Regions from separate parts of the Homo sapiens genome. Here region 2 is linked to region 1. Evidence: chromatin loops called from intact Hi-C (ENCODE). Cell type or tissue: GM12878. All regions are shown on one strand. Region 1 holds the start of ZNF878 (zinc finger protein 878). Region 2 overlaps ZNF433-AS1 (ZNF433 and ZNF878 antisense RNA 1).

Region 1 (4,000 bases):
AGGCATGCAAATGTATTTAACATGTATACATGGGAACCTTCAGAATGAAGACACACCCAGCTATAAGACAGAGAAGATTATATAGCGACCTGAGGTCAGTAAATTAGGTTTAGTAGCAAGACAGCTTAGTAGACTGAGAAAGGAAGAGGCTTGGCTAGAGGTGGACTGTTACGTAGATGATGTCTCCCCCAGAGAATAGACTTTTTTCCTTTTTATGAGACAAGGTCTCACTCTGTCACCTAGGCTCGAGTGTAATGGTGCAATCTCTGCTCACTACAACCTCCGTCTTCTGGGTTCAAGCAATTGTCCTGCTTCAGCCCCCCGAATAGCTGGGATCACAGGTGTGTGCCACCAAACCCAGCTCATTTTTATATTTTTGGTAGAGATGGGATTTCGTCAAGTTGGCCAGGCTGGTCTCAAACTCCTGACCTCAAGTGATCCACCCACCTCGGCCTCCCAAAGTGCTGGGATTACAGGCATGAGCCACCATGCCTGGCCCTAATCTATTTACTTATCTTTTTGGTAGAGACCTGGTCTCACTGCGCCCGGCCACTGGTTTTTTGTTTTGTTTTGTTTTGTTTTTTTGAGACACAGTCTTGCTCTGTGGCCCAGGCTGGAGTACAGTGGTGCGATCTCTGCTCACTACAAGCTCCACCTCCCGTGTTCTCGCCATTCTCCTGCCTCAGCCTCCCGAGTAGCTGGGACTACAGGCGCCCACCACCACGCCCGGCTAATTTTTTTTTTGTATTTTTAGTAGAGACGGGGTTTCACCGTATTAGCCAGGATGGTCTCGATCTCCTGACCTCGTGATCCGCCCACCTCGGTCTCCCAAAGTGCTGGGATTACAGGCGTGAGCCACTGCGCCCGGCCAGCGCCCGGCCATTTAAAAAAATTTTAAATAATAAAGACAGGGATCGGCGGGCGAGGTGGCTCACGCCTGTAATCCCAGCACTTTAGGAGGCCGAGGCGGGCGGATCACCTGAGGTCGTGAGTTCGAGACCAGCCTGACCAACATGGAGAAACCCCGTCTCTACTAAAAATACAAAATTAGCGGGGCGTGGTGGCGCATGTCTGTAATCCCAGCTATTTGGGAGGCTGGGGCAGGAGAATCGCTTGAACCTGGGAGGCGGAGGTTGCAGTGAGCCAAGATCTCGTGCCACTGTGCTCCAGCCTGGGCGACAGATCGAGACTGTCTAAAAAAAAAAAAAAAAAAGAAAGAAAGACAGGGATCTCGCTGTGTTGATGATGTTGGCCTCAAACTCCTTGCTTCAAGGGATCCTTCCGCCTCAGTTTGCCAATGTGGTGGGATTATAGACATGAGTCACCATGTGCTACCTCTCTTCAGATTTTAAAGGTGTCAAACTCTCAATAGCTTTTAGATCAGGGAAAGGAAAAGAACGGGGGAGCTGGCAGTGCTTCATTAACGGAGATTCTCTACAAATGTAAATTTCCCCCTCAAAAGACAGTTTTGCAAGGCCACCTTTTGTTTGCTGGCCAAGCAGCAGCCATTTCAAAACTGTCAAAGAAATATATTTTGGCAGGGCAATATCTTGGGGCAAAATATTTTAATGTCTTTCACATTTTGTGGACACTGAATCTGGAATTCCCTGCACACTTGTGTCCCGTGTAGGATGAAGGGGCAGGGACGGCCCACGGAGTGAGGAAGACAACAGTGTCCCTTCTAGCAGTTCGGAGCAAGTTTGGCCGAAGGCAAATATTCGAAGTAAAGGTGGGAGGGAGGGAGGGAGCTGACCTTGGAAAGTGTGGCCAGAACCAGTCGCTTCGGCTCTGCAGCGCCCAGTTACCCGGGGCTTCTGCTGTCACTCAGGGAAGGGGGCGGAGTCTAGACCCCTATCCAATCAGGGGCGCTAGGGCGGGGCCCTGCCACTGTCCTCCAGGGAAGGGGAGGTTGCATTCCCGCTCTCTTCACTCCTAGGGCTGCTCGCGCTAGTTAAGGTCTGGGGCTTTCTTGCTCCGAGAGGGACCAGTTACTTCCGCCGTAGCTGCTGTTGCTCTGTCGACTGCGCTGTGACCTGCACTGTTCACGGGACCTTTAGAGAGGACGCCAGAATACCTGGAAGCCAGGAAATGGTGAGCATGCGGTGCTGGGGAGTCCCAAGGCGAAAGGAGGGACTGGGTGGAACCGAGAGGAACCCGCTGTGGCGGGGCCCGGGCCCCCCTGCAGCGACTCTGGGCTCCAGACACAGTCCCCCTAGCGCAGCTCGGCCCTCGGTCCCCTCGGCCGCTGGGTGGAGCTGGGCCGGCAGCCGGGACCCCGGGCGTCCTGTCCGGTCCCTGCGCGGCGACTGCGGCCCCGGCCCCGGCTCCCTCTCTGAGCAGCTCCGCGCCCGCAGCCCCGCGTCTCCCCAGATTGTGCGGTGACCATGGAAGGGTCATGGGGGATCCTGCCTCGGGTGTGGGGTTCGTGTGGGAGGAGCTGTGGGCTGTGGGGTCCCCAGTTCCTTTTTTTTTCCAGTTAAAAATTAAACTGAGGCACTGTTAAAAAATGAGAGTTTATTTTAGCAAACAGCGATTAATGAATGAGAAACTCCCAGTCCTGGCTTGTGGTTTGGTAACGGAAAAACCCAAATCGTGTAGAATAAGTTTATTCTGAGCCGAATAGGAGAGACCTCGGCTGAGGGAAACACAACCCCGCGAAGTCTGGAGTAAGCAATCCCGAGGCAGCTCCTGACAGTTTGGTTTTATTCATTTCAGGGAGACAGGAATTGCAGGAAAATGATGAATCAGTGCCGGGAAGGTGTAAGTTCCTTTGGCCGAAAGGCGGGACACATGGAAGCGGGGTTAGAAGGCACAGGTGGTGGAGGGATTCTGTAGGTGGCAGTTGGTTGAGAGTGTGTAAAGCTTTGTCTAAAATTTGGAGGCTGTAGGAAGGAGGGCTGTTATCTGCCACGTTATTCCATCCCAGTCCCCGCCCCCTTCCCCAAAAGACCTGTTTTTATTTTACCAGATTTTTATATTTTTGAGACGGAGTCTCGCTCCGTCGCCCCAGGCTGAAGTGCTGTGGCGCCATCTCGGCTCACTGCAACCTCCGCCTCCCGGGTTCAAGCGATTCTCTTGCCTCAGCCTCCCGAGTAGCTGGGACTACAGGCGCCAGCCACCACGCCCGGCTAATTTTTGTATTTTTAGTAGAAACGGGTTTCACCATATTGGCCAGGCTGGTCTTGAACTCCTCCTGACTTTGTGATCCGCCCACTTCGGCCTCCCAAGGTACTGGGATTACAGGCGTGAGCCACTGCGCCCGGCCAATTTTTGTATTTTTAGTAGAGACGGGGTTTCATGATATTGGCCAGGCTGGTCTCGAACTCCTGACCTCGTGATCCACCCTCCTCGGCCTCCCAAAGTGCTGGGATTACAGTGGAATGCCCCACTGCACTCCAGCCATGGTGAAAGAATGAGACTGTCTCAAAAAAAAAAAGTTAAGCTCCTTCTTATATAGGCAAAAAACAAAGAAATTTAATTATCGCAACAATTAGTACAACTAAATTAATTGTACAATTAATTTAATACAACTAATTAGTACAACTAAATTAATTATACAATTTAGTTACAGGTTTTTTTGTTTGTTTGTTTGAGACGGAGTTTCGCTCTTGTTGCCGAGACTGGAGTGCAATGGCGCAATCTCGGCTCACTGCAACCTCCGCCTCCCCGGTTCAAGCGATTCTCCTGTATCAGATTACAGGCGTGAGCCACCGCGCCCGGCCCAGGACTTTAAAATTTTCTTTGCAAGGGGTTTTAATTTCTTTTCTTTTCTTTTTTTTTTTTTTTTTTTTTTTGAGACGGAGTCTCACTCTGTCACCCAGGCTGGAGTGCAGTGGCGCGATCTCTGCTCACTGCAAGCTCCGCCTCCCGGGTTCACGCCATTGTCCTGCCTCAGCCTCCCAAGTAGCTGGGACTACAGGCGCCCGCCACCGCGCCCGGCTAATTTTTTTGTATTTTTTAGTAGAGACGGGGTTTCACCGTGTTAGCCAGGATGGTCTCG
Region 2 (4,000 bases), 52 kb after region 1:
CCTTCCACCTCTACCTCCAAATAGTTGGATTACAGGTGTGACCCACTGTGCCCAGTTTATGTCACACTGAAATATAGGATTTTAGATAAAATGTGTTAAGAATAAATAAATGTGGCAGCCAGGCGCGATGGCTCACGCCTGTAATCCGGCACTTTGGGAGGCCAAGGCAGGCAGATCAACAGGGTCAGGAGATCGAGATTGGGCCATCGCACTCCAGCCTGAGCGACAGAGCAAGACTCCATCTCAAAAAAAAAAAAAAAAAAGAAAAAGAAAAAGAAAAAGTGGCCAGGCGCGGCGGCTAATGCCTGTAATCCCAGCACTTTGGGAGGCCGAGGTAGGCAGATCACTTCAGGCCAGGAGTTTAAGACCAGCCTGGCCAAGGTGATGAAACCCTGTCTCTACTAAAAATACAAAAATTAGCCAGGGGTGGTAGCGCCCTCCTGTAATCCCAGCCACTCAGGAGGCTGAGGCACAAGAATTGCTTTAATCTGGGAAGCAGAGGTTGCAGTGAGCCGAGATCATGCCACTGCACTCCAGCCTGGGCAACAGTGAAACTCTGTCTCAGAAAGAAAAAATAATTATTATTCTAATAAATAAACAAATTTGATGCTGGGCTTATTTCCTTCATTTGCTTTTCTTATTTTTTTTGTGAGACAGAGTCTCACTCTGTCGCCCGGGCTGGAGTGCGATGGCGAGATCTCGGCTCACTGCAACCTCTGCTCCCAGGTTCAGGCAATTCTCCTGCCTCAGCCTCCCGAGTAGCTGAGACTACAGGCACGTGCCACCATGCCCTGCTAATTTTTAGTAGAGACGGGGTTTCACCGTGTTAGGATGGTCTCGATCTCCTGACCTTGTGATCCGCCTGCCTCAGCCTCCCAAAATGCGCTGTGAGCCACCGCGCCCAGCCTTTTTTTTTTTTTTTAAACATAGTCTCACATTCTAAGATTTTCTAGAAAGACATTGCTTCATTTTGTAAGTGTAAATTACCTTAGATTTCTGTAGTGATCTTCAATATTCTGGTCTTTCCATTTATTTCCTAAAATACAGAACCAGGAAAATAGTCTTAATTAGTATAAAGCTATAATAAAAATAATATTCTATGTTCATGGTACACTGCATCCGTGCCTCATTTATTCACTGACATATTCCCTGTCCATATTTCCAAATCGTGGAACAGCATTAATGAGCTAAAAACACGTTCTCGGCCGGGTGCGATGGCTCACGCCTGTAATCCCAGCACTTTGGGAGGCCGAGGGGGGCGGATCACGAGGTCAGGAGATCGAGACCATCCTGGCTAACACAATGAAACCCTGTCTCTACTAAAAATACAAAAATTAGCCAGGCACGGTGGCGGGCGCCTGTAGTCCCCGCTACTCGGGAGGCTAAGGCAGGAGAATGACATGAACTCAGGAGGCGGAGCTTGCAGTGAGCCGAGATTGCGCCACTGCACTCCAGCCTGGGCGACAGAGCAAGACTCCGTCTCAAAAAAAAAAAACAAAAAAAACCATGTTTTCTAATTCGCTGAAGGAAGGAAGTAATATTGTCACCCTCACCTATAGAGGACAGGTTCCCGAAGGTTTCCTGCATCACATCTCTGTAGAGATTCTTCTGGGAAGGATCCAGCAAAGCCCACTCCTCCTGGGTGAAGCTCACATCTACATCCTCAAAGACCACTGAGTCCTAAAACATCTCACACATGTAAAGGAGGATGGGTGAGACTGACAGCACTGGGGGCCTAGACTCTATTCCTAAGAAGTTCCCATGATGCTGTGGACTCCAGACATTTATTCCATGACTTGGTTATCACTTGGTGTATACCCACTTTCTTCCATAAAGCGATTCTGATGCTAAAACTGAACTAAGCAATACCAACAGCAGAACAGGAAATGTCTTTTCAGTGAATCCAGAAAGAAAAGCACGCTGCCTGGGCTGTCCCTAATGTCTGTCTGTAGTGTGTGTCTACAGCGCCTGTCATAACAAAGTCCTCTGAATTCATATGCAGAAAAATGTTAACATTAGCAGTCCTGAGAGTGTGTTTCCTTGAAAATGCCTGTTCACAAAGTTTAACCATTGAGGATACCTGAAAGGGAGAATTTGTTCTGACTCAATTAGCAGAAAGAAAAAACAAAAAAAACCACAACTCGATTTTTGCAAGGGACTCAACCAACCTAATTGATGAGTCATAACTAACTAAATCAAAAACTGAAGAGCAGAAACCTTTGTGAGAAACAGTATTGTGGTAGAAAAACTTAAATTGTAATTGATGAACTGCTGAAGGCTGAATGGGGACAAGGTTCAGAGGTAAAACCTCCAGGGAGCTCAGTCTTAACAAAAAGCAAATGTTTATCAAAATTTAAAACTTTTGCCCATGAGACGACACTACAAACAGAGGGAAAAGGCACCCTACCGAAAAGGGAAAGTTTCCCTTGTTCCCCTAGCAGGTGTGCAATGGGGTGTGACTTGCTTCTACAGTGCCCCGTTGCTCAAACCTCTAGGGGAGCATACAGATGGGCAGGCTGTGGGGCTCCGACCCCACAGCAGTGGAGCCCCACAGCAGTGTCAAGGGGTGAATGTTTACAGCTCCTGAAGCCCCAGTGGGGGGCGTGTGTTACAGGTGGTCTTTTAGTTTGCCTATAGGCAGCTTGTGTTAATGAGCTCAATGAGACCCTCTACCTTGTCGCAAGGACAGAGGGCTTTCTGTATCCCGGGTTCTTGCCTTAGTGTACCAGAAGAATCAGATCACACGTGGGCTTGGAGAATGAGTGAATAGTTTTATTGAGTGGAAGTGATAGGGGAGCCAGAAGCGAGATGGTCTTCCTGGGAGCTGGGCTGCTCAACGGCCCTGGCTCAGCCAAACTCTGCCTTGTCCCACCAGCCCCGCCAGTTGATGGACTGCCTCATCCGCCAGCTGATGGCCTGCTGGTGTGCCAGTGCCTATCAGTGTGCTCTTCTGCTGGCGTGCTCCTCTTGACAACCAGCTGCTTGTGTGTCTGCCCACTAGGGTCTGGGGTTTTTATAGGCCCAGAATGGGGCATGGTGGGCCAGGGTGGTCTTGGGAAATGCAACATTTGGGCAGGAAATAACTGTCCTCACCTAGGTCTGTGGGGGTGGAGCCCTAGCCAGGGATCACACCCTCCTCTACCCAGCACTTCCCTTACCCACTTCTGTATTATTTAAAGGGACCACGCTCTTCCCTTCCCAACACGTCGGTATCACCATGACATTGGAGCAAATATAAGCAAGTCATGCATCTGGCAAGGTCTTAATATTCAGAAAATATAATCAACTCCTACACTCAACTACAAAGAAAAAAATTCAAACACCCCAAATATAAAGTTTTGGAAAGAATGTTGAAAAACTGGAACTCATGTGTTCTGTCCAAAGGAATGTAAAATGGTTCAACCTCTATGGAAAACAGTATGGTGGTACTCAAAAGCTAATTTAAAAAATGTTATCCTCCAGCAACCCATTTCCAGGTCCTTTTTTTTGAGACGGAGTCTCGTTCTGTCGCCCAGGCTGGAGTGCAATGGTGCGATCTTGGCTCACTGTGACTCACTGCAAGCTCCGCCTCCCGGGTTCAAGCGATTCTCCTGCCTCAGCCTCCCAAGTGGCTGGGACTACAGGCACCCGCCACCACCCCTGGCTAATTTTTTGTATTTTTAGTAGAGACAGGGTTTCACCATGTTAGCCAGGATGGTCTCGATCTCCTGATCTCATGATCCGCCCGCCTCGGCCTCCCAAAGTGCTGGGATTACAGGCATGAGCCATTGCGCCCGGCCTTCCAGGTCTATTTTTATTCAATTCAAATAAATTGAAAACTGGATCTTGAAGAGATATTTGAAAACCATGATTCACAATAGCCAAGAGGTGGATCAATCCATCAATGTCCATTGATGGCTGAACGGATAACCAAAATGTGGTAAGCATATACATACAATGGAATATTATTTAGCCTTAGAAAATAACATCCTGTTCCATGGTATAAGCAATGGTATACTAA

What was found. Hi-C counts contacts between places; a loop is a spot of excess contacts. Peaks named below come from ENCODE experiments on the same cell type or tissue, not always from the same donor. Only the 100,000 strongest peaks of a DNase experiment are listed, where the experiment ranks them.
Region 2: it touches region 1 in a loop (2.9-fold over the local background); 1 of 110 quality-filtered maps calls a loop at or near these places.

What each region holds. Positions count from the first base shown.
Region 1 is chr19:12,050,890-12,054,889 of GRCh38, reverse strand. ZNF878 (zinc finger protein 878) reads left to right here and starts at 1,929. Exons shown (of 4, transcript NM_001080404.3): 1 at 1,929-2,091. The coding sequence starts at 2,089. RefSeq lists an enhancer at 1,590-2,095 and a silencer at 2,284-2,333. In GM12878, a CTCF peak has its summit at 2,250 (motif pointing right); DNase peaks (open chromatin) are centred at 1,939 and 2,592; H3K4me3 peaks cover 1,868 bases; H3K27ac peaks cover 974 bases.
Region 2 is chr19:11,998,810-12,002,809 of GRCh38, reverse strand. The region is part of intron 1 of ZNF433-AS1 (ZNF433 and ZNF878 antisense RNA 1); the gene reads right to left. Among named protein-coding and RNA genes, the nearest start is that of ZNF433-AS1, 13 kb to the right of the region's middle. RefSeq lists an enhancer at 2,067-2,116. In GM12878, no CTCF peak of the experiment used is centred here; a DNase peak (open chromatin) is centred at 2,109; H3K4me3 peaks cover 1,833 bases; H3K27ac peaks cover 1,427 bases.